Linked DNA regions of Homo sapiens: all the other regions are linked to region 1. The links are chromatin loops, found by intact Hi-C in ENCODE. Cell type or tissue: endothelial cell of umbilical vein. All regions are shown on one strand.

Region 1 (4,000 bases):
GCCACACACAGCAACTCCCATCAACTGTTGGGTGAGGACTTCTGAGGAAGGTGTGGTCATTCCCCGTCCTTTGGGCCCTCTTTATGAGTAGCAAAGCAGGCTGTAGCAGGGAGAGAATGCTCTTGGCCAAAATGCAGGAGGCTGCAGTTGGAAGTCAGGCAGGTGTGCTGTGAAGTGGTAAGGACAAGACAGGGGTTCCCAACCCTTTTCACGCAGCAGAATCACCAGGTAAAACACAAGGCACTGAGCCCTACTCCCAGAGCTCAGCAGGTGGGGATGTGAAAATTTGCATCTCTAATGAGTTCCCAGGGACCACTGCTGCTACTGGTCTGGAACCACACCTTGAGAACCACCAGGCTCCGGATATAAGCAGAGCCCTGACCGCATACCTGGGAGAAGTCCAGTACCTAGGCCTGGTAGAGCTTAGAGACAAAGCCAAAGAAGTGGGCTACACCTCTGTTTCGCCCTCTGCAAGAAAACTCTCACCACCTCACTCAAAGCCTGTGTGTGAGAGTCACATGCCAATAAATTTAGGACCATTCAGCCGACTTCTCTGCACCTGCTGTGGCCAAGGTTAAGGCCACTCCCTCAGAGCATCATTAGGATGCCACCTCCCTGTGAGTCCCATCCTGCTATTTTTCTTTGGATGTGACCTGACAAACTTAGGTCCCAGGGGCAAAGAGCACAAACAAACAAATAATTCCGAAGGGATCCAGCTTTTTGGCTATATAGTCAAATCCAGCTGGAGATAAGCCAAGCTCAGGAAGTTGCTCCTCCTGATCTGACGCTCTCCTGCCAGGTCTCAGTCAGAATCCTGATGTAGCGACCTTGAGATCCTCCTCTTCTACTCTGGCAAGGGCAAATCCTCCAGAAGACACCCCTAAAATCATTATTTTATCACCTGACACTCATTCAACAGCTGTGGTCACCAGAAAAATAACAGATGCCCTGTCCTTTGCTGCTTATTTACAATAAGAGCACATGCTTGCAGGGAACAGAGAATCCTAAACAAAAAGCGGTGCTTATTTCACGATACTAAATTTCCACTTGAAACCTACACCATCAGTTTCACAATACAAAAACTACTCGTGACCTCTTAAGAGATGAGCAGGAAAAGGCAGGGAGACAGAGAAAACAAATTTACCCTTCACGGGAGCAGAGGCATCCTCATTTATCTTTTACAGTGAACACCCCTAGCAAAGAGTACAACAAAGCCACATCCACACACTTCCATTTTGAGACGAGGTCATTGCTACAAAAGCCAAGGTATTAGGCCTCAGAACACTGCAGCTTTCTGTACCTGCCCGGTTCAGGAGGTCGGTCACTATGGAATGCTGAGGTTAACACTTCTTAGGAGGCTCTGTAATTAGCTGCGGTCCAGAGCTTCATGGTGAGGGAAAGAAAAGCTTCTCCCTTTCACAAATCAGAACATTTTTCCAGCTTTCCCAATGGGTTGCCAAGTGACTCAGCATTGGCCCAGTGTGGGCACTATTATTGATGAGAAATCTTCCGCCTGGGTGATACACTGCATACAACACATGCCCAAAGAACAGTGCCAAGTCATACCAGGAAGAGCAGGCGAGTTATTCACCTCCACTTCAAATGCAGGCAAATCCTTTCTTAATGCAGGGGCTACTCAGTATCAGAAAGACAAAACCCTAAGATAGTGGGAGATTTCCATCTAAGATTCAAGGAATTATTAGGCAAAGTCTCTCCTTTCTTGTTGACTATTAAAAGGCAATCAAATCGAGGACAGCAGAGAAAAAGGGCAAGAAATTTTTTTTTTTTCAAAAACAACGCCGGAGTAGAAAGCTGCATAAAAGCTTTCAACGCCGCTAGTGTTCTTTGTGAGTACCACGAGCTCCACCCAGAGGTCATTTTAAGAACTGCATGTTCATTTAATTTTGAGGGGAAAAAAAAAAAAAAAATTTACATCTTCTGGGGTCCAGGAAAGGACCCACTTCAAAGAACTGCTGAAATTGCTTCAACAACATCCATCTTTCTTGCATTTCGTTAAAGAAACTTCTCTGAACTCTGAAATGCAAGATACAGTCGGGGAACTTTGTGAGATCCAATTTGCCTTTGATATTTGTACCTGTCGTGGAACTAGCAGAGTTCCTGGCAGGTTGAACTCAGCTCAAAGAAAGCAGAGTGTTCAAAGAACGCTTTTAGAAGAAAAACTGACAGCTCTCATTGAAATAAAATAGAAGACTGGAGAGCAACTCGGGAGGCAAACAGGAACATGTCTAATATTAGAAGAACTGAGAATAGTCCTGCTTCAAGAAGGACCCATGGGCCACTTGCCGAGAAGGGCCAACTGTGAGGCACCCACTCCCTTATGCCACTCAGAAGAGCTCCCTGAGGCAACTGCAATCCACACTGCTCAAAGAACTGACTGCACTTCCCAGAACATTCCCCTGGCATCCAGCTATTCATAACACATTACCCCCAACACCTATACATACACACACACTCCACCCCACCCTCCACCCTGGTGGTCCTGTACTAATTCATGCAAGCACCTCTTCGGTTCATGTGGGGTCAGGCGAGGATAAAGAGCCCTTAATACACTAAGCGCTCAACTGCCCAGGGCAAGACACATCCTGTTCCACATACCACAAGCTAGCTCAGCAAATAAATGAAGCCTTCATAAAACAACAATATGTTGGTGTTGAAAGTTGTCTACCATCTGGAGAGTTTCCCATCACAGCCCATGTGCTCTTGCCTTCATCAGCCTGTGCCTTATGTGACTGAGGACAGCTTTGACAGATTTTTGAAGGGGAAACAAAAAATCAAACCTACTCTTTGTCTTCCTCCAACGCTGCCTTGCCACCCACCATCCCAGTTCTTCCTTCATTATAAACACTGAACAAACGCCTTTTCACATCTACTGACAAAAGTATCTATGGCAATGTTTATCCATCTCCAGTACCATGAGTTTAAAGCACTAGAAAATATCCTTGCTAAAACTCTACGTGTTCTCATTTCAACAAGGTTAAGCATTCCCAGAACGCTGAGGCAAAAATATTTGTGCTCAGTATGACTCAGTATGACTCCAGGCAGTGTTTCCCCAGACCTGCCTAGTGATAACAATCACCCGGAGACTGGCTAAAGTGACAGCTGTTCAGCCTGCATCCATGATCCATTAACCCAGGCCTTGCTGGGAAGGGGCCCAGAAAGCCAGAGCGTCCAGGCAACCCAGGTGATTGTTATACTCAGGAAGCTTTCAAAAATACCTCTAGATACAAGAAATGCTCAGCTGCAGAGAAGCATCCATCAAGAGTCTAGCAGGTATGCTCCACCCACTTGAATTCCAGCTCTATCAGAATCTCTGGAATTCAAAATGGATCCCATTCATTCATTCATTTATTCAGAGATGGAGTCTCGCTCTGTCACCCAGGCTGGAGTGCAGTGGCACGATCTCAACTCACTGCAACCTCCGCCTCCCAGGCTCAAGCGATTCTCCTGCCTCAGCCTCCCGAGTAGCTGGGACTACAGATGCATGCCACCACACCCGACTAATTTTTTTGTATTTTTAGCAGAGATGGGGTTTTGCCATGTTGGCCAGGCTGATCTCAAACTCCTGACCTCAAGTGATCCACCTGCCTCAGCCTCCCAAAGTCCTGGTATTACAGGCGTGAGCCACTGCACCCAGCCCGTTTTCTACTTTTAAACAGCATGGCTGTCAATACTTTTCTCCTTTGTTCCCTTATCGTGTCGCATAGTATCAGAAAATTTTACAAGGCCCAGCAAGTGTCCACTTCTATTAGGAAATACGTTTGTAGTCCTAAGCAATGGTAGAACACTGGTCTGCAGTTTATCAGTATACTATTTGGGTCATTTGTGCCAAATGATGGGTCGGGAAGGAGATATGCTTGGTTACAGGAAAGGATTTGCCCCAGGACATTTGCATGCATCATGCACAGAGCAGAAGGACATGTGGCCAATATGGGTTTTCTTCGTTTTGGTGTCTTAGGGGCTCTTGTTCCAGCTGCTCCCT
Region 2 (4,000 bases), 57 kb before region 1:
ATTTTAGAGAATCACCTCAATTTTTCACTTCTTCAGCGAAGCAAAAAGAAGGCAGTTGTAGGGTGGGGGAAGTCCCAGGAAACCCGGTGGGGAAGTGTGTAAGAAGAAACTCCACCTGTCTTAATTTGTAGTCCAGAAAATCAGAAAGGAGAGAGGGGAAAAAAAAGTCACCCAAAGGATTCCTTGTCATCTTGCCTGGGAATGTAATTTACAATGAGAGCAAGCACTGGTCATTAGGAAAACAGAAACAGCTTGAATCTCTTAATTAAAATACTGTTTCAAATTGTTCATTTTAAAAAAAACCCTCTGCCCATGAGCTTTCATGAAACCATTGGGTTACCCTGAAATGGTTTCTTCCTCAGTAAACCTCTGATAGGATTAGCCCTTCCCAGGCAAGAAAAAGGCTGAGCAGGGGTGAACCCTGGAGATGGAACTATTATTAGACACACTTAAGTACCCCAAGGAGCAGTAAGCCTTCAGTGACATTTTAAAGTGAATGCGGAAACGTCGGCTTTTCTTGCATCAGAGCTGATCTCTTACACTCGCTAGACTGGTGAAAATTAAATCTACCAATGCCAAGAGTTGATGAAAATGAGGAACAACAGAAACACTTCTGTACTTTGGAACACCAGCTTTGGAAAACATTTGATATTATCTGGTAGATAACTTCTTCCTATCAGCCAATAATTCCACTCCTGGATGTATACCCTCAGACACTTGTTCCAAGAGACATTCACAAGAATATGCAGAGCAGCACTGTTCATAAGCAAAAACCTGGGTGTGGGGACTCATAGGCTGGACAACAGAAGAATAAACAATCTGGGGGTACAGTCATGAAATATTATACAGCAGTGAACATGAAAACAACCTACCACCACATGCTACACGAACAAATCCTAAAAACATGTTGACTGAAAAATCGCAGTTGTTTAAGATTGCATACAGTAAGATACCATTTTTATTATACTAAGAAACAAGTAAAAATAAACAACATATTCTTTAGGGATACCTATATAAATAAAGTTTTATTTTAAAAAAACAAAACAAAAATGATAAACCCTCAAATCAGAAGAGTGTTACTTCTGTGGTGAGAGGGAGGGATGGTTCCTGATGGGGTGAGGGCGTCGTAGGCACATATTAATTTCGTCATGTTTTCATATATTCTTTATAACTTATATGTGCCAAAATGTTACATGTTCTTTTGCATGTACCAAATATTAGACAATAAAACGTTTTTAAGTGAATAATCTAAACAATTTCTATTTCCCAATAGAATGTCCTAAATGTGATTATAATTAATAATAAATTATTATAAGTATTAGTTATAATTAATAACTCAAATATCATAAGTTCCCATATAACATATGCAACTTAGTTCTCAAGTTGGCATTTAGGGCCTTAAGAAAGCAATGGTAGTTTCGTGATAATGAATATTTATACAGTAAGAAGTGACATTCAAAATATTTAACAACTTACTTGGTTATGTAAATTAATGTATAAATAAAAAAATCCCGCCATCTGCTTGTCTTTCGTCTTTCTGTTCATTTCTCTCTCAGACCGAAGTCGGGCAGAAACTGCCATTCCTAACAGTGGCCACACGAGGGCGGCTCTAAGAAGATGTGCCAGCTGGTAGTGAGCAGCCACAGCCTTCCGGCTGTCCTCTGACCAGAGTCCTGTAGGAACAACGGCCAGTATGGAGGACCCACGGCAGACTGGCCAACTGGCCAGAGGGAAGGCAGGATGCCTCCCTAAGGAGGTGGCCTGGCCTTTGAATAAAGATTTGAAGGAAATGGGAGCATAAACCAGGCAGGTCACTTGGGGAAGTTTTCCAAGAGAAAGCCAACCCCAGGTATAAATGCTCCCAGAGCAGAGCGTGTCAGGTGTGCTCTATAAACACGAAGGAGGCCAGTGTGGCCGGAACAGAAGGAGGGAGGAAGGGGGAGAGTAGCAGGAGGTACAGGCAGAAAGATAACAGACCTTAAGGCCATTATAAATAATTTGGCTCTTTCTCTGAGTGAGATGGGATGCTGATAAAAGCTTTTGAGCAAAGAAGTGACACGATGTGATTGTAAAACGTCTTAAAATCGCTACAATATTATATTTAGAATAGACTGAAGGGGGGTAAGAACAAAAGCAGGGAGGCCAATGAGGAGGCTATTACCATAATCCAGGTGGGAGATAGTAGTGGTATGAACAAGGGTGATAAATTCCATCCCCTGCATTCAACACTGTAGAAATGTGATTAAAACCATGAGATTAGATGTTATCACCAAGCAAGTGAGCAAAGATGGAGAGAAGAGAACAGAAAAGGTGCAGACTGAGCCTTGGGGCATGCCATCATTAAGAGATATGGGAGATGAGGAGAAACCAGCAAGGATTTGAGCAACAGTGGCCCACCCTCCCCAAGACAAGCCACCACCAACCGGAATTTGGTGTTTGTCATTCTCATGAATGTCTTTACACTTACACTACAAATGGATGGACCTCCAAACCATGTGTAGAATTGTTCTGCATGATTTTCAACTTTATTTATATAGTATCATACTTGATATATTTTCCCAAGTTGTTTTACTTGTGAAATTCATCCATGTTAATATATGTTGCTCATTTTTCACTGCTGTATGGTATTCCTTTGTGTGAATATGCCACATGTGACTCATCTTCCTGCAGAGGAATATGTAGGTTATTTTGCTTTTTCTACTATTATAAATAATACTGTTATGAGCATTTTTGCATGGGCTTCTTTATGCCTTGTGCAAGAGTTCTCTAGGGCAGCTGTTCCCAAACTTTAGCATACATTACAATCACCTGCAGGTTTTATTGCACCAGATTTCTGAGCTCCACATCCAAAGTTTGATCAATAGACCTAAGGTGGGGCCTGGGAATTTGCATTTCTAACAAGATCCCCCATGATGCTATTACTGCAGGTCCAAGGACCACATTTCAAGACTCACAACATTAGAGCACATTCCAGGAGCACACATCATGGTCATAGGTATGCATGCACAACTTCAGCTTTTTGAGATATTGTCAAATTGCCCTGCAAAGTGGATGAGCCCATCTATCTTTCCACCAGCAGTGAGTATGTGTCCTTATTGCCAAGGCTGGAAGCTGTCAGACTTTTTATTTGTGCCATTCAGATCTTAATAATTTTTTAAGGCCAGGTGCAGTGGCTCACGCCTGTAATCCCAGCACTTTGGAAGGCCAAGGTGGGCAGATCACTTGAGGCCAGGAGTTTGAGACCAGCCTAGTCAACATGTCAAAACCCCATCTCTGCTAAAAATACAAATAAAAAAAATTTAGCTGGGCGTGGTGGTGCACACCTGTACTCCTAGCTACTCAGGAGGCTGAGGCACAAGAATAATTTGAACCTGGGAGGCAGAGGTTGCAGTGAGCCAGGATCGTACCACTGAACTCCAGCCTAGGTGACAGAGGGAGACTCTGTCTTTAAAAAATAATAAAAATAATAATTTTTTAAATTTATCATGGTATTTTTAATTACATATACCTGATACATGTAAGTAGAAAACCTCAAGACATAACTTCCTAGCGTTAATAAGAATATTTCCAAGCTTCTTTCTTACATACAGATGGTCCGCTCAGGTTCTACAATCTGCTCAGTTACCTGCTGTTTTCCCCACCAATCCTAGGAATGAATAAAATGGCATGGACAAAATCAGTAAGGCCATTATGAAAGGAAAGTGGAAACTTGCTCCTTTTCATGGCAAACTTCATTATGGTTTAATTTGGTTTACTGTAGTTGACTTTTTTTCAATCAGTGGTGACATAAAGCTTTAAAAAAAACTGGTAAGGTGAAGAGAGTGAGGAAAATTTGGCATATAGGTAGGAGAACAACCTTCCTTCACCAGCATACCCTGCCACTTTTGGGGGAAATAAGAAATGTCTTACCCTCCATCATAGTCATGGAAAAGTTCTTTGCATTTTATACCAGGTTACCAAGGAGACAAGGAACCCGTACTCACGGATCTGGTTGGTGGAT
Region 3 (4,000 bases), 55 kb after region 1:
CTGGAGAATCACATTACCTGACTTCAAAATATAGTACAGGGCCTATGTCTGGAATGGTATTTCCTAGGTTTTCTTCAAGGGTTTTCACAGTTTTAGGTTTTACATTTACATCTTTAATCCATCTTGAGTTGATTTTTGTATATGATAAAAGGGATGGGTCCAGTTTCAATCTTCTGCATATGGCTAGCCAGTTATCCCAGCACCACAGTCCTTTACCCATTGCTTGTTTTTGTAGACTTTATCAAAGATCAGATGGTTGTTGGTGTGCAGCTTTATTTCTGGGCTGCTTCCATTGATCTATGTATCCGTAGTTGTACCGGCCACACTGTTTTTGTTACTACAGCCTTATACTATAGTTTGAAATCGGGTAATGTGATGCCTCCAGCTTTGTTCTTTTTGCTTAGGATTGCTTTGGCTATTCGGGCTCTGTTTTGATTCCATATGAATTTTAGAATAGCCTTTTTCTAATTCTGTGAACAATGTCATTGGTAGTTTGATAGAAATAGCATTGAATCTGTAAATTACTTTGGGCAAGATTCCATGATGAAGATGCCCAAAACAATTGCAACAAAAACAAAAAATGACAAACGGGACTTAATTAAACCAAAGAGCTTCTGCACAGCAAAAGAAGCTATCAACAGAATAAACAGACAACCCACAGAACGGCAGAAAGTATTTGGAAACTGTGCATCCGACAAAGGTCTAATATCCAGAATTTACAAGGAACATAAACAAATTTATAAGCAAAAACCAAACAACCCCATTAAAAAGTAGACAAAGGACATAAACAGACACTTTTCAAAAGAAGACATACGTGTGACCAACAAGCATATGAAAAAAAGCTCACCATCACTAATCGGTAGAGAAATGTGAATCAAAGCCACAATGAGATACCATCTCACACCAGTCAGAATGGTTATTATCAAAAAGTCAATAAATAATAGATGTTGGCATGGATATAAGGAAAAAGAAACTCTTATACACTGCTGGTGGGAATGTAAATTAGTCCAGCCACTGTGGAAAGCAGTTTGGTGATTTCTGAAAAAACTTAAAACAGAACTACCATTTGACCCAGCAATCCCATTATTGGATATATCCCAGTTACCATGATTTGATTATATGAATGTATCAGATTATCACATGTACCATGAAAATGTGTAGTTACGTATCAATAAAAAATAACAATAATAAAATAAAATTCTATGTTCTGTCAGTTCCTGAGAAAAAAAGGAAAAGGAAAGAGAATGAAACTTTTCAAATTTTCTTGGAGTTTCTCCTTGCCATTTTTTACGAGTTTTGCTGAGAGCCAGAAAAATGCAGGCTGTTGTGAGATGATGACTTTAAGTTGTTGTCTTCATTAACTAGTAATACATACTGGGACATCCTTGGCCTTCCAAATACTCTTTCAGGATCACATATACTCACGTCTTTTATTGTCCCTTAAATCCTCATACTATCTCCTGACATAGAATAAATCCAAACGTGTGCAGCAAGATAATGTTTTTGGTCACTAACTTCTGTTGTTTTCTTTATTTTTGGAATTCCTTTACCTCATTTAAGCCTGTAGCAAACCCTGTATCATTTTGCCACAGGGGAGCTTTGCAGAAGTACGCTGTGTAGATTAGAGCGACCCCTGCTGGCCAAACTGCATGTCTTTGGCATGGGGATATATCTAACCCTTAGAAAGGGTGCCTGTCTCTTCACCCAAAGGCACCATCTGCTCACCCAAAAGGATGCCCACAGTGCTGTGCCTGCCCAAAAGGCCCTTCTCTTATTCCTGTGGGTTTGTGGGATTAGAAAAGCTAAGCACACCGAAGAAAATTGAATTCGATGGAAAAGGAAGCCTAACGACATTGAGGGAAGAGAGTTTCAGGTAAGAGGGATTTCTCCCAGAGCAGAAAGAGGATCTTTCAAGCAGCAAAAGAAGTCAAGAATTCTCATGAGCAGAGGAACTGATCACCCCAAAACATGGCAGGATCTGAGAAGGAATGGGAGTCGCAGGACCTCAGCATCAGAGGGGCACACTTGAAGAGGCTACATGGTTCCATAGTGGGTTTCTTCTCAGAAACCAGATAACTGGTTATTGCAGTTTCCCAATACCCTAGGAAAAGACCGAGAAATGGGGCCACCAAGAGGGGAGGTAAATGCCTAGACTAAGGTTCAGTTTCCCACCAAAAGGTTGGGTGGGAGCTAAAAGTCAAATATTAGGTTGAGTAAACAAAATTCCTATTCCTTGCACTACTGAGTTTGAGCTCTGAGAGGCATATCGGGTACCACATGTCAAAGAAAAACATTCTCCAAATGGTCCTGACCAGTTGCTGGGTCATGCTTGAAGAGTAGGTTCGGAACCTTGTGTCGTGTGCTACTGTGGACCAGTATCTACAGTGAAAACTGTCACAAAAGTCAATTCATTTGAACGTCAATGACGATTAAAAGTAAATTCTAATTCACCCTTCCGTACACATGGGAAAAGTGAAATCAGCGAGGTGAAGTAATTTGCACGAGGATATTCGGTGAGTACATCACAAAGCTAAACTGCAAACCTCAATCTTTTAAATACCAAAGCCTATTATTTTTTTTGTTTGTTTTTTAACTATACCAGTAGTTTTCAAACTATGTTCCACAAAACCTATAAGTGGGGGGGGCTTCAAATGTTCATCCAATTAGATTTTGTCTTTTATAGTTTTAACTATTTTTAAATGAATAAAAAAGCAACACTTGCAAATTCTACAACTTTGGCAGCCACCAGTACGCTAATTTTTGTTATCAGGTTCAATGGGTTTCATGCAGCTCTCAGAATAAAACTTCTCCTACCACCTCCAGATACATGCTCGAACTCTTGTAAATGTGTCATCAGGAAGACTATAATTATATTATATCTGAGGGAAGGCAATTAGTTCAGATGTGTGAATATTCAGTCATGGAAAAAGGTACAAACAGGAACAGAACTTAAGCAAACGTTTGCCGCACTCAAATGCCAAACAATGTTCAAACACCAGTTTGGAACAAGCTGCCATCTTGACAAAAGAGAGCAATAATAAGTACATGGGTGCCTCCTTACATTTGGAAAGTATTCTATCATTGACATTTTAGTGTTTCTAGGATCAGTTTAATTGAATATTAAGTATACAAGGCAAGCTATTAAAAATTGGTTACCATGTTTCTCTATTCCCCATGTTTTCTGTAAGCTCCTCTTAAAACTAGAGGCTCAATTGTGGGGGCACGACAACATCACTGGTGATAGTGTGCACTTCCTACTGATACCAGGAGGCACACAATATCTGGTTGCCCCACTTTTAGCAATGCTATCATTGATATTAGGGTTCAGGTGATATCGGTCTGATATCATGAATTTCCCAATCAACCATTTACCTAATGGTTTTAGCAGCCATTGATGATAATTGCCTAGATCAATCCTTTCCTTAGGGATTTTTTTTTAAATAGATAGCTTCCTATTATTTCTTCTGCATTTTTAAGCTGTGATTCTCCTATAAACAAGAACTTTCATCAGCTATTAGATTACCCTGAAAACAGTCAAATTCAGAATGTAAGACAGTTTACAGGACAAATACTCCAGTTTCTTCAACAAATAAATGTGGTTTAAAAAACAAAAATAGGGGGATCCCTTGTGGAGTAAAACAGACATATCAACTAAGTTCACCTGTGATTTTTATTTGGAGATTGAATCAAAGACCAACTGTTTTTTTTTTTAAGGACATGTTTAAGACAATCAGAAAAATTGAAAATTAACTAGTTATTAGATGTTAATTATGGAATTATGATTATCTTTTTGGTTGTGATAATAGTCCTTTCCACTAGCTAAGCACTGAAGTATTTACTATGCAATGATATATTTTTAATTTGCTATAAAATGTTCTAGCCACCTCCCAAAAAAGGAGGGCTCTAGATTAAAACATAACTGCAGAAAGAAACATAACATCAGAAGGTTGAGAGTTGTTGAAGCTGGGTTGATGGATACATGGGAGTTTATTTTTCTATT
Region 4 (4,000 bases), 190 kb before region 1:
GTCAAATGTTAGAGCCACGTCTTCTGAGTTGCCGTTTTCCTTTTAGATTCTTAACTCCATGGACTGTTGATTATCTGCTTTGTCAGGGACTGCTCTAAACTCCATCACTATGACACTGAGCAAAAGTCCCGGGTCTCCTCATGGTATCAGTCAGAGTGCCCGGGTGTCTACGGACTGTTAAAAGCACACACTTCCATTTCTATTTATTTCTTCGTTTCATGTGTGAGACAACACTGCTTCCGATTTTGTCACTTGACAATTTAGTTTGTGTCAGAGTCAGTGTCTCTCACTTCACGGAGAGGGAAAAGTGGAAGGGAAATAGCAATACCTTCCTTTCCTCTATTTTTTTCTTGGATGTATATTTTTCTGACATTCCACTTTCAGTTAGTTGAAAACTGGATCCTTGCCAGGACCTTAGAATGAGGAACATGCTGTCATCACCAAGGAGAATAAATTGGGCAGTTGTTCTCAACTCAAGCAGATTATCACATTTAACTGGGGGAACTGTTTTAAAGCACATATTCCCAGGCCCCATCCCAGGCCTACTGACTCAGAAGTCCTGAGAGTCTGTCTTCTTCGTTTAACTCAGTGATTTTCAGCTGGGGGTGATTTTGACCCATCCCCCGAAGGATATTTGGCAGTGTCTGGAGACAGTTTGGGTTGTCATAACTAAGAGGAAGATATTAGTGGCTTCTAGTGGGTAGATGCCAGGGGTGCTGCTGAACATTCCAAATGTACAATAACACCCACAATAAGGAATGATTTGTCCCTGTACCGTATATATATTTTCATATATTATAAATACACGCACATGTAATCCTGTTCTTTAGTTGCCGTGTGTGGAAAAGTGGCGTTATCAAAAAGATGCATGCATTTGAGTGTGGCATATTCTGCAGGAAATAATGTTAATAATGGAGGCCAAGAATACATGTGTTTAGTTTTATATCTTGCCCAATCTTCCTTGTTTGATAGTGAATCCTGAGATTCAAATATTGGTTCAGTAGGCAGAAACAGACAGCGTCTGCTATGCCTGCTTGATCTGAAGTTTTCTACCAATGAAAGTGAAAGGATTCTTCTCTGTTATTATTTGTTTGAAGCCTCCCATGGTTTCTGGTCACAGCAGTTGCTAGTGAAGAGAAACCATCAGCACAGGCTTAGAGGTAGGTGGAAGGCCCATCTTTATCAGACTCCTGTAGCTCATGACTTCTCTCCTTACATGCATGTTCGTTCTGGGAAGAATTTATATACAAAGAAGAGAGTCGTTTGGGCCTCATTTCTACATCCGTTTATTCATTCATTCACACATCCAGTACTGCTTGAGTGTCTACTATATGCCAGGCACTGGTGTCGGTGCTGAGACTACAGCATTGAACAGACAAGACCCTGCCCTCAGGGAATTTGCCTTATGGTGGGGGAAATGCACACAGAGAACTGTACGGAATTTGTCATGTGTGGGGAGAACTAAAGCAGGGAAAGGAGAAGAGGGAGCACCATGGGATGGATGGTTAGAGAAGGCCTCCATGAAGAAGGAACATTTGGGCAGAGAGCTGCAGGAAGCAAATGAGCAGGGCTAGCCCAGTGAATATCTGATGAAGAGCATAGGAAGCTGGGAAGAGCAAGTGCAAAGGTCCTGGGGTAAGGAAGCAGACAAACAGCAGAGAATAAGGGACTAGCTAGTGGATCTGATTGATCTCAAAATTTGGAAATTTGTTTTAGAGGAGTTTGTAGGACTCAGTTGGGTACTGTCACCCTTCACTTTTCTCTCCGCTCCAAAATTTAAAAAATAAAGCAACGATCACCTAAGGTCAGATAATTACACAGCTTATATGCACAAAGCAGCAGAATTTGTGTTCTGCATCTCTTTCTGAAAGGAAAAGGGAACATGGTCTATGCTTAGGGAAGCGTTGTGCTTATTGGATAGTGGGGTAACAAAAGAGCATGACAGCTTCCATTCTGCAAGTGGCTAAGGGTTTTGGAAAGAGGAAAAGGAGGAGGGCTGTGTTTAAAACTTGGTCCAACAAAATACAAGTAAATAAACAGAAGCGCCAACCCAGGAAATGTGGCTAGCTGCATAGATGAAGAGTCATCGCCCCTGGAAAGTGATTCATGCTTAGGGGAAAGTAAAAAAACCAAGGAGCATTACTGTTGAAATGAGGAACGTGGTCAACGCCTGTGAGTATTCTTAATTAAAACATGTAGATATCTATTCAAGGTAGATCAGTGAGCAGGCACCTTCAGGGCCCTTGGAGAGGTAGGTAATAAGCAGCCCCCAAGGAAAACTTTCTCTTTACTCACAGGTCTCCTCAAAGGGTGTCCAAAGGTGCCAAGAGAGCAAAAGAAGGTCAGTTCCAACTCTTTCAAAACTTTAAAAGGAGCAAAGCCTGATGCTTTGTGGCCTTTACATCTTCAAAGCTCCAAGCCAACTCAGCCACCTTATGACCATAATATCTGACCAAAAGAGCCAGGTTTTTTTGTTTTTCTTTTTTAGTAGCAGGTTTTCTCTCTGAGATTCACGCATTGTCCAAAAGCTTCTGACTTTGTGGAATTGTTTCAGGGAGAAAAAGCTTTATTATTCAAGAGTCTGGGTCAGTGGTTCTTAAACTTACAACTACAGAAGGATGCCCTGGCAGCTTAATAATACTTTCAGTGTTTGCCTCCCCCCGCTCAGAACTAGTAAATGTCGATCTAGGAAGGGCTGGGAATATGCATTTTTACACCTATCCCAAGCCATTCTGAGGCCTCTAGGTCAAAGGACCTTACTTGGAAAAACATTAGTCCAGCCCTTCTCCCTCTCCTCCAAAAACACTTTGGCTCACTGATAAAATGTGGTTGTTTGGGGAGAGGTGAAGGAGAGAATACACGGAAGTTGCCCCAGTTTGCCTTGTAATCGTCTCAAATTGTGGCTCTTTATTGCAGAAGATTTGGGTTTACGCTCCTTTCCACCCCAGATTCAGGTACTTCTCGACCTAGTGCACAGCTGACTACATGGCCTGAGATAAAGAGAAGTGGCAGTTCTGCCTTCCCCAAATTTTCATTTCTAATGACCTGCTTAGAATTGTGTTTTACCTGGTCAAGTCACCGCATCCCCTCTAAGAGGACAGTAAGGTACATCGGCCATAACTTGCAGCCAGCAGTGACCCTTGAGAAAGCCCCAAAGGATGAAATTCTGAAAAACGTGTTTTCATAGCAACCCAGCAAACTGAGAAGTGCACAATTACATCCCTGTTTGGACGAGACCAGTCAATCTGATTCTTGCCCTTGTCCAAGCTGTTAGCTTGTATTTCCCTTTTTGACCAAAAGCAGTGAGTATAAACAGAAGAGGGCTGGGAAAAGGGCCACCAGGGCCATAGCCCCCAGACCAGCCTGGGGGTAGCTGTGTGATCTTAGCAAAGTCACTTCTCTTTACTCTGAAGAGTCAGAAGGCAGATTATAAAAGCTTGTAAAGGCCCTTCCTGCTCCCACTAGCCAGGATTCCACAAACTGAAGAATGTTCATGGTTAGCTTTCACTGTGGAGGTTAAAACCAGGCATGGGGTGCTCTCTAGGCAGTGGGCAAACACAGCAATTAGGGCCACGAGACACAGTGACACGATTAGGTTGCGAGGACCCAGGGCATCAAGAGACAGGGCAGAAAGGTCCCGAGAAAGGAAGAGAAGGTATAAGCCAAGGTTTATCAACCCGGACACTATTGACATATTGGCCCCAAAAAGCCTTTGTAGTGGAGGCTGTCCTGTGTACCTTAGGATGTTTAGTAGCATCCCTGGCCTCTACCCACTAGATGCCAGTAGCATCCTTCTGTATCCCTGCTCCTAGCCCCCAGTTGTGACAACTAAAAATGTCTCTACACATTGCCAAATGTCCCCTTGGCAGCAAAATTGTCCCTAGTTGAGACCAGTAGTTTAAATCAAACAAAATACTATGATGTTTTTCAGCTAGCCCTCTTAATAATTATCCCACATATTCAAAGGGAACATATGCAATTTCTACCATTGTACCCATTA
Region 5 (4,000 bases), 1.2 Mb before region 1:
CTGTGGTAATGACCACCCCCATCTTGCTCTCCTTCATTTAATAGCTTCTTCAGAAGTGACTCCTTTTAATTACTGCTGATTTTTCTTGCAACGATCTAATAAGAAAATCATAGAGGCTATGTCTGTGTGATGCAGGACCAATTGTAGGGTCAAGTCAAACCATCGAGCAATTTGGTGGGAGAAAATTGTCAGGCCAAGCTTCCATTTGACACTCTTGACTACGTGTTGTATATGTTTATAAATACATATTTAATGATTGGATGTTTTTATATGGTATATACAAACAAAATCATGTTCCTTAGGTGTCGAGTGAAAGTTATTGAAGTAAAACATGGTTTCCTCTTTATACAAATCACTGACTAAATATTTATTATAAGCCCACTGTGTGCATCACTTAGGGGATGCAAGGAGGCACAAGTCCAGATTCCTGTTCTCAAGGAGCTTGATATCTTGGTGGGGAGTTAATATTCTTCATTCATTTCACAAATATATTTTTAAAGCAACTAATACGTTCCAGGCCCAACTTAAGGACTGATATACATGCTAAGTAAGCCACCATCCATCCTTATCTCAAGAAGGTTATAGTTTACTGGAGGATGTAGAGAAGTTGACAGAAGGTGGCAGAAGTTTGGTAAAGACTTTAGTAGAGGGAAGCACAGGGCATTATAAGAGTTGGTATTAGGGGTATCTAACTCAGACTGAGAGGGAACATGGAGGCTGCCTGGAGGTGGAAGATAACTAAGACCAATGTATGCCAGTGCCATAAGTGTTCATCTCTGACAGAGGGGTGCAGGCATAAGTGGCATTCAAAGATGGGGGAGGTCACCTCATGTCGGGGTGATGAAGGGGGACTTCATGGAGGAGTGGGACTTGAGATACACTGTGAAAGTTGATGCCAGAAACTTCACAGACCTTGCTGCGTGGTGCCTGTGCATTGTGGATACTCTCTGTAGGGAGTTCTGGTTATGAGACAAGCTTGGGGTCTAGTATGGTCAGAGCAAGATATAATTAGCCAGAAGAGAAGGGCTTGACATTGAATCTGATAGTTAGTATTGCTGTCTAAATGGTGTCACCTGAGTCAGCAGTATGTGTGTGTGTTAAGGGGTTGCTATGGAGAGGTATCTCATAGAAGATGGGTATGGGAAGCGGGTAGTTGGCTACTTTGAGTTGATGAAGAGATATTGGTATGAAAGGACTATTCTGGTATATGAGTTAGGAATGCTTTTGTCTGCAAGTAATGAAACCTAACTAAGAATTGCTTTAACAAAAAAGGATTGCCTTTCCCTGCATAGCCCAATGTCTGGTGGTATTGGTTCAATGGCTCAAAAATGTCAGGGCTGGCATCCCTGCCATCCCTGTGGCCTTCCCACCACGGTCATTGCCTCTGTTCAAAATATAACTGTTACAGTTCTAGACACATCAGGTCTGTATTTAAGACATGAGGGAAGGGGAAAGTTGTGTCTGTTCCTTTAATAAGGAAACGTAATATTTTCTCCAGTACCACTCCAGTAAATTTCCTTTTATATCTGAGTGGTCAGACTGGTAGCACATGGCCACTCCTACACTCAAGAGACATTGGGAGAAGATTAGCTTTTTCAGCTTCTCAGAGAAGGGAGAAGGAGGTTGGAAATGAGTGTTTGGAGGACCAGGCAGGAATGTGTGTGCGTGTATGTGTGTTTGTGTATGTTTGTCTCGTAGGGGTGCCAGGGTTACTTGTGGCCTAGGCTGGGGGTCCGGGGCTAGGTGCAGTACCAGGAGGTGCCCTCAAGGGGGAGCCAAAGAGAAGGCCACTCAGCTGGGCCCACACACGGTGCTCATTTCATGATTCTTTGGGGTAGCTCTTCTCCACTATCGTTCTTTCTCTATCCCTTCCGTGGATCCATATCCTCTCCCTGCCTCTCATATGTTAGCTTTTTCTCGGATTTTACCATTGGCCTCTTTTCTTCTCACCCTGCCCACACCTGGAGAGAATTCAGGAAGCTGACATTGGAAGGGCCTGAGATTCCTGCCAGGCCTAGCAGCTGTGCCAACCGTGAACTCCCTCTGGATAGGGTTTAGAGTTGCCAAGTCTCACATCCCAGTTAGAGAGGAAGAAAATAACAGGGGCTTGAGTGCCCAGTGATGAGTGCCAGGCCAGTGTTAAGCCAGACTGGAGTCACCCTGGGATAAGAAATCTGTTCTCTGAAGACAAGCTTGATTTCAGACTTCTGTATTTTCTACATGGTTTCTGCCTTTCCCTTTAGTGTCTTGGTAAACTTGTTTTCCAGAAACGCCATGCTTGTTATCTCAGAACTAAAAGAGAAAGGGAAATTGCCCACCCCATGCCAATCTAGACCCTCATCCTTACATCTCAGTCTAGGAATAGAAGTCAACCCATCCTAGCCTGGGATACTGGTAGGAATGGGACAGTTAGTCAGGTAAATACCTAGGAGGTAACCAAGAACACGAGTGGTTTCTACTGTCCTCTCAGTAGAATTCATTTAGAAGTGATTCATTCAGGCCGGGCGCGGTGGCTCATGCCTGTAATCCCAGCACTTTCGGAGGCTGAGACGGGTGGGATCACCTGAGGTCGGGAGTTCGAGACCAGCCTGATCAACATGGAGAAACCCCGTCTCTACTAAGAATACAAAATTAGCTGGGCGTGGTGGCGCATGTCTGTAATCCCAGCTACTCGGGAGGCTGAAGCAGGAGAATCACTTGAACCCAGGAGGCGGAGGTTGCGGTGAGCTGAGATCGCGCCATTGCACTCCAGCCTGGTAACAAGAGTGAAACTCCATCTCAAAAAAAAAAAAAGAAGTGATTCATTCAGAAGTGATTCTCAGCCACAGTTGCTAGTGAGATTGGGGAATCGAAATTTCTGGTGAAGTTGACATGTGGGGATTTAACATAAAGAAATACTTTGCCCTACTTAGTGGTTTTTTAATAATTAAAAGAAAAATTTGTGGGTACATAGTAGGTATATATATTTATGGAGTACAGGAGATGTTTTGATACAGGCACGCTATGTGAAATAAGCACATCATGAAAAATGGGGTATCCATCCCCTCAAGCATTTATCCATTGAGTTGCCAACAATCCAATTACACTCTTTAAGTTATTTTAAAATGTACAGTTAGTATTGAGTATAGTCACCGTGTTGTGTTATCAAATAGTAGGTCTTATTCATTCTTTCTGACTATTGAGTGGTTTTTAATCACAGTGTTGATTTTGCATTTCAGAGAGCATTAAAGGTGGGCATAAATGTTTATTAAAGGGCAGCATGGCCTACAAAAGCTAAGAAACACTGCTAGGGACAGTGAGGCAGGGCAGAGTGGGGCGTCGCGTGGAGACAGGTTAGACGACAAACCTTGTCTGAATTGCAAGTTGCCTCAGATGGAAACTTCTCTTGTACATCAGTGAGAAGACTTGGCCACTTTGCCATGTGACCAAAGGTGGGAACTAGGGCAGGTATTCTTAGTCTTTCTGGTGCCAGGCACAGCTTTGGAAGGTTGGTGAAGCCTATGAATTCCCTCTCAGGAAGTGTTTTTAAAAGCATAATATAAAATATACTGGATAACAAAGGAAATCAATCATATCAAAATACAGCTACCAAAATATATTTTAAAAACAGGTTTGTGAAACAGTAATACAGGTGCTTCTTTATTAACATGTTAATAACAAGATGTAACAACAGTTGTAATAACTTCAGTACTTTTGAAGTAGTGTGAGTGTTAACAGGATTTTGAGATATCTGCAACAACTGAAATGTGATATGAAAATAACTGAATTTTATTGGCGACAAAGTCACAGGCACTGCTAGTGGTGCTGCAGTTTGTTACCTACGTTGATTTAAAGGAAATGCCACATTTCAGTTAGAGATTAGAGGGAACAAAAGTAAAAGTTTCCCATCCAAGTTAGAGACTCCTGAATTCTACGCACAGGCCTCATGAGGGTCTACAAGTTTAGAGCTTCTGGCTACAGAGAGGAGAAAAGAGGGGACTATATAACAGCAGATCAGTGT
Region 6 (4,000 bases), 610 kb before region 1:
GAACTTTTTTTTCCAGGAAGCCTTAATTGTTGAGTTCCATTTTCTGCTTTCTCATCGAATAACCATTTCCTACAATATATTATCTAAATTAAATAGTAACAAAAGTAATTTCCAACTATATAAGAGCTTCTCCTTTTTTGTAAAACACAATAAGCAGTTCTTTTAACTTTTATCTATCAAATGCCTACTGTGTGAAAAATTATAAGGTCCAGTGAGATAAATAATATGAATGTTTTGTAACCTGGTAATACTATTTGACATTTAAGTTAGATTGAGAAAAGAAGAAATAGTATTCAACAGATGCTATGGGTGCCTCATCCAGATTCCCTTTATCAGGCCAGGCCACCTACCCCCTAGCTTCTGTGGTGCTGAATGCTAACAGTTCACATTCACTTCTCCAGAGGATTGCCCCATTCACAAAAGTCTGGGAAGCTCTGCCTCCATTTCCCAGTGTGCTCCTTGGCAAAAGTCTTATCAATATGGAGATACAAAAGCCCACCTTGCTTGCTTTCTTTAACGTGGGAAAAACAGTGATACAGTTGATGCTCCAGAGCTCCCTGTGGGATCAGGCTAAGGCTAGTCTTCTAAAATCTTATCTTTGCTCGGCTCTTTCCCCTGCCCTGTCTTTCTAAACCCACTTCCTGACAGGTTTCTCCCGAAAACCCTCAGGAAATAACTTACAAAAAAATCCTTATCTCAGGCTCTCCTTTCAGGGAATCTGACTGAAGACAGAGTAGAAGCAGTGCTTTTACAAACTACTTTTTTTTTTTTATTCTATAGTAATTATATAATCACCAAACTATAGAGTTGCCAAAGGCCTTAGGATTTACCATCTTTGCCTGTTACATATGGGTAACGAGGCCCACTAAGTGGCTTTAGAAAAAGACAAAAAATAGTTTAGGACAGAACATAAACACAGGTCTGCTGATTTCCATCCCTGTGGCCTTCAAATGATTATTACAGTTAAGACTATGTACTTCCTTTTATGAATCCATGAATGAGGAGTAAGCCTTCTTATATAAATATACATAAATTTGTTTATTCAGCAAAGGATTATGAAACAAAGTCAAACCATTCAAATTTGCAATGTTTAGTAATACTCTGGAGAACCCATGTTATTAATTACTGGCAACATTTTGCCCCCTTTCGAAATAAATATTTTATTCCATCAGCCTCAGATTTTTAAATGTTTCTTCTTTTTCCTTTTTTTTTTTTTTTGAGATGGAGTCTCACATTGTCACCCGGGCTGGACTGCAATGGCGAGATCTCGGCTCACTGCAATCTCCGCCTCCTGGGTTCAAGTGATTCTCCTGCCTCAGCCTCCTGAGTAGCTGGGATTACAGGTGTGCACCACCACGCCCAGCGAATTTTTGTATTTTTAGTAGAGACGGGGGTTTCACTATGTTGGCCAGGCTGGTCTCGAACTCCTGATCTTGTGATCCACCCGCCTTGGCCTCCCAAAGTGCTGTGATTACAGGCGTGAACCACTGTGCCCAGCCTGTTTTTTCTAAAAATACCTCAGACTTATCTCCTACATATCGGGAAGATACTGAGTCCTATAGAAATTTAATTATCATGCAAAGCATGCCTACTTGTGTTCTAGTACACAACCTTTAGACTTTGTCCTTTTTCTGTGATCCTTTTTAAAACCACTTAAGAAAAACTGAAAATGTTGCCAATGTTAATACCTATTAACATCACATTTGCTTATTAAATAAGAAAAGTATGTGAGATAAAGCAGACAAAAGCAAGATGGTCAACCTTGTTAAGTACAGATACTGAAGGAGAAGCTTTTTATCTCCTATAAGGCAAAGTTGGCATGTTCAGCAGGCCCTCAGCATCCCCTGAAATGAACCCAGGTTGCATCTTATCATTCTGAGTGTTGGAGCGGCTGTTGATAATGCAATCTGTTATGGCAAGCTAATAGTTAAAGGCTAAATTGCTGCTCCTGTCCTTCTGTAAATGTGAGTGCCTAACTGGGGCCTTATGGAATCACAGACAGCTCTCCTAAGCTGACAGGTGAAGTGGCTTTAATAGTAGCCAGGGCCTAGAGAGGCCAACAAACTGTTTACACAGACTTGCCAGCAGGGGGAGCGCTTAAAAATATGCCTGCGCAAACTGCATCTGCCAGGGAAACACTTGCTTAATGCAGAGAAAATTAAGAGCAAGTGCTTTCCAATTTCAGGCAAAGCATATACATTCGTAAAGAGCCAGAAGAGCAAGTCAGAGTGGGCCAGTGAGTGCTAACGATGTAAGAAATCTTTGGCAGTTCTTATTCACAGAGCAGTGGCAGAGAATCAGAGAGACAATCTGGATATTCCCAGGATGTCCTGAGCTCCAGTTAAAGCATAGCTTTATTGATTGAACTGGATAGAAGGCGTCAGGAATTGAGGCTTTAAAATTGCTGACGTTTTGTAATTTCTCTTCAAGTAAAATTCCAAAATGATTGGATCTTCCATTTATGGAGTTTTCCTTCACTATCTATACACAGCCAAGTCAAAGCCCTTGTTTCTCCTTTTCCTTATCTCACACACTTAAGTGGTTTTTCTAACAAACCCTGAAGTTCATACTGTCAGATGTTGATGATAACACTTTAGGTTTCTGTGAACTGGGAATAGCAAGCATCACAGCAAAAATACAAATTCTGACAGTCTTATATAGCACAGAAGAATGATTACCCAGATATTAGCAGACAACATTTCAACATTTCCGAGTCTAATGGAATGAGATTTGGATGGAGGGTGGATATCAAAAATTAACAAGACCAAGTCAGGACTGATATACAATCTGGGAGAATCCTGAGTCCTATAGAAATTCAATGATTATGCAAAACATGTCCACGTTGCTAGGTTTTTATTATTTTGCACTTTGCTAAGTCATCGCTACGTTGAGACTGACCTCAAATCTAAAATTAACCGAGGTACACCACTTGTAAACCAATAAGATAATATGTGTTCACCCCAAGAAAAGATGATGATCTCTAGTGATTGATTAGCTGTTGCTTACTTGCTGCGAGTATGAAGTTGATACTGTCTAAACTCCCTTTTTCCCCTAGCATAGCATAAAGAATATCCTACAAAATTCATTCTGACCTGAAGTCCCATGATTCCTTCACGCGGATTCTTCTGAAAGAACAGACTATAGTGAGTTTAAGCAAGTATTTGTATGGGTGAAGTGTTTCTTTTAGGGATCACTCTTACATCTTGCAGTCTTTCAACTTTCTCTTGCTTCTCACTTCCCAGATATGAATATGTAAATGGACCAGAAAAGAGTGGGGTAGCTTTCTGACTTTATAACTTCACACTGAAGATAAAGGATAGATGCGTGATAGTATTTTCTCCTTAGATTGCCAACCATTTAAATGCCAAATCTTCTCCCATCTTAACTCATATGAGAATAATAAAAGTCATTTAAATGGAGGTTGCCATGTGTTCATTTATTCAAGAAAACTTTGTTGAACACTTAGTAAGTACAAGGCACCATATTAAGGTAGAAAGGTGAATAAGATAAGTACAGCTCTTTTCTTCATTGAGCTTATGGTCTAGCATCCTTACTAATTCAGTATCTAAAATAGCTAATCACTTGGGTTGTATAATTTAGCATCCATTAGAAGCACTCCAAGAGGCTTGGCTGGGGGGCATTTGTAGGTCACTCAAATGAAATGTTAACTCCTTCTAGGCTTTATTTAGCAAGTCAAACTTAACACCTTCAATATAGGCAATTAGGATCAAAAGGTGTTAAAGCACATTCAGGCACAAAGCCATCTATCAAATTAAATTACTTAATCTTTCAACTAGTTGCTTTTAAAGTAAATGACCCTCCAAAGTTAGTGGGCATTAGTGTGGCCTAATGTTCAAATGCAGTTTAAAATCTAAATGCTGATATTCTAAACAGATCACACTCACCCTCCCATGAAATGTATCCTTGATTTTAGACTTTTCCCCTTAAGAGATGTTTAAAAGTAGGTATCTCCTCTTTCTACAGAGAACAGGGCCATTTT

Evidence for each region. Hi-C counts contacts between places; a loop is a spot of excess contacts. Peaks named below come from ENCODE experiments on the same cell type or tissue, not always from the same donor. Only the 100,000 strongest peaks of a DNase experiment are listed, where the experiment ranks them.
Region 2: a loop joins it to region 1, with 10 times the contacts of the local background. A loop is called at or near these places in 42 of 110 quality-filtered maps.
Region 3: a loop joins it to region 1, with 4 times the contacts of the local background. A loop is called at or near these places in 7 of 110 quality-filtered maps.
Region 4: a loop joins it to region 1, with 4 times the contacts of the local background. A loop is called at or near these places in 2 of 110 quality-filtered maps.
Region 5: a loop joins it to region 1, with 13 times the contacts of the local background. A loop is called at or near these places in 7 of 110 quality-filtered maps.
Region 6: a loop joins it to region 1, with 21 times the contacts of the local background. A loop is called at or near these places in 47 of 110 quality-filtered maps.

The regions. Positions count from the first base shown.
Region 1 is chrX:22,133,966-22,137,965 of GRCh38, reverse strand. All of the region lies in intron 12 of PHEX (phosphate regulating endopeptidase X-linked), which reads right to left. Among named protein-coding and RNA genes, the nearest start is that of PHEX-AS1, 37 kb to the left of the region's middle. In endothelial cell of umbilical vein, a CTCF peak has its summit at 1,867 (motif pointing left); DNase peaks (open chromatin) are centred at 1,645 and 3,055; H3K27ac peaks cover 2,807 bases.
Region 2 is chrX:22,190,486-22,194,485 of GRCh38, reverse strand. PHEX (phosphate regulating endopeptidase X-linked) reads right to left here. Exons shown (of 22, transcript NM_000444.6): 15 at 3,984-4,000. It overlaps PTCHD1-AS (PTCHD1 and PHEX antisense RNA), which reads left to right. Exons shown (of 12, transcript NR_073010.2): 12 at 1-1,481. Among named protein-coding and RNA genes, the nearest start is that of PHEX-AS1, 20 kb to the right of the region's middle. RefSeq lists an enhancer at 1,649-1,908. In endothelial cell of umbilical vein, a CTCF peak has its summit at 1,589 (motif pointing right); a DNase peak (open chromatin) is centred at 1,595.
Region 3 is chrX:22,079,311-22,083,310 of GRCh38, reverse strand. The region is part of intron 5 of PHEX (phosphate regulating endopeptidase X-linked); the gene reads right to left. Among named protein-coding and RNA genes, the nearest start is that of PHEX, 49 kb to the right of the region's middle. In endothelial cell of umbilical vein, a CTCF peak has its summit at 1,635 (motif pointing left); a DNase peak (open chromatin) is centred at 1,600.
Region 4 is chrX:22,321,812-22,325,811 of GRCh38, reverse strand. All of the region lies in intron 5 of PTCHD1-AS (PTCHD1 and PHEX antisense RNA), which reads left to right. Among named protein-coding and RNA genes, the nearest start is that of CBLL2, 51 kb to the right of the region's middle. In endothelial cell of umbilical vein, no CTCF peak of the experiment used is centred here; DNase peaks (open chromatin) are centred at 431 and 2,071; H3K27ac peaks cover 1,738 bases.
Region 5 is chrX:23,316,072-23,320,071 of GRCh38, reverse strand. No RefSeq gene overlaps it. Among named protein-coding and RNA genes, the nearest start is that of PTCHD1, 17 kb to the left of the region's middle. RefSeq lists a silencer at 1,682-1,851. In endothelial cell of umbilical vein, a CTCF peak has its summit at 1,744 (motif pointing right); no DNase peak of the experiment used is centred here.
Region 6 is chrX:22,746,700-22,750,699 of GRCh38, reverse strand. All of the region lies in intron 3 of PTCHD1-AS (PTCHD1 and PHEX antisense RNA), which reads left to right. Among named protein-coding and RNA genes, the nearest start is that of DDX53, 250 kb to the left of the region's middle. In endothelial cell of umbilical vein, a CTCF peak has its summit at 2,085 (motif pointing right); a DNase peak (open chromatin) is centred at 2,109.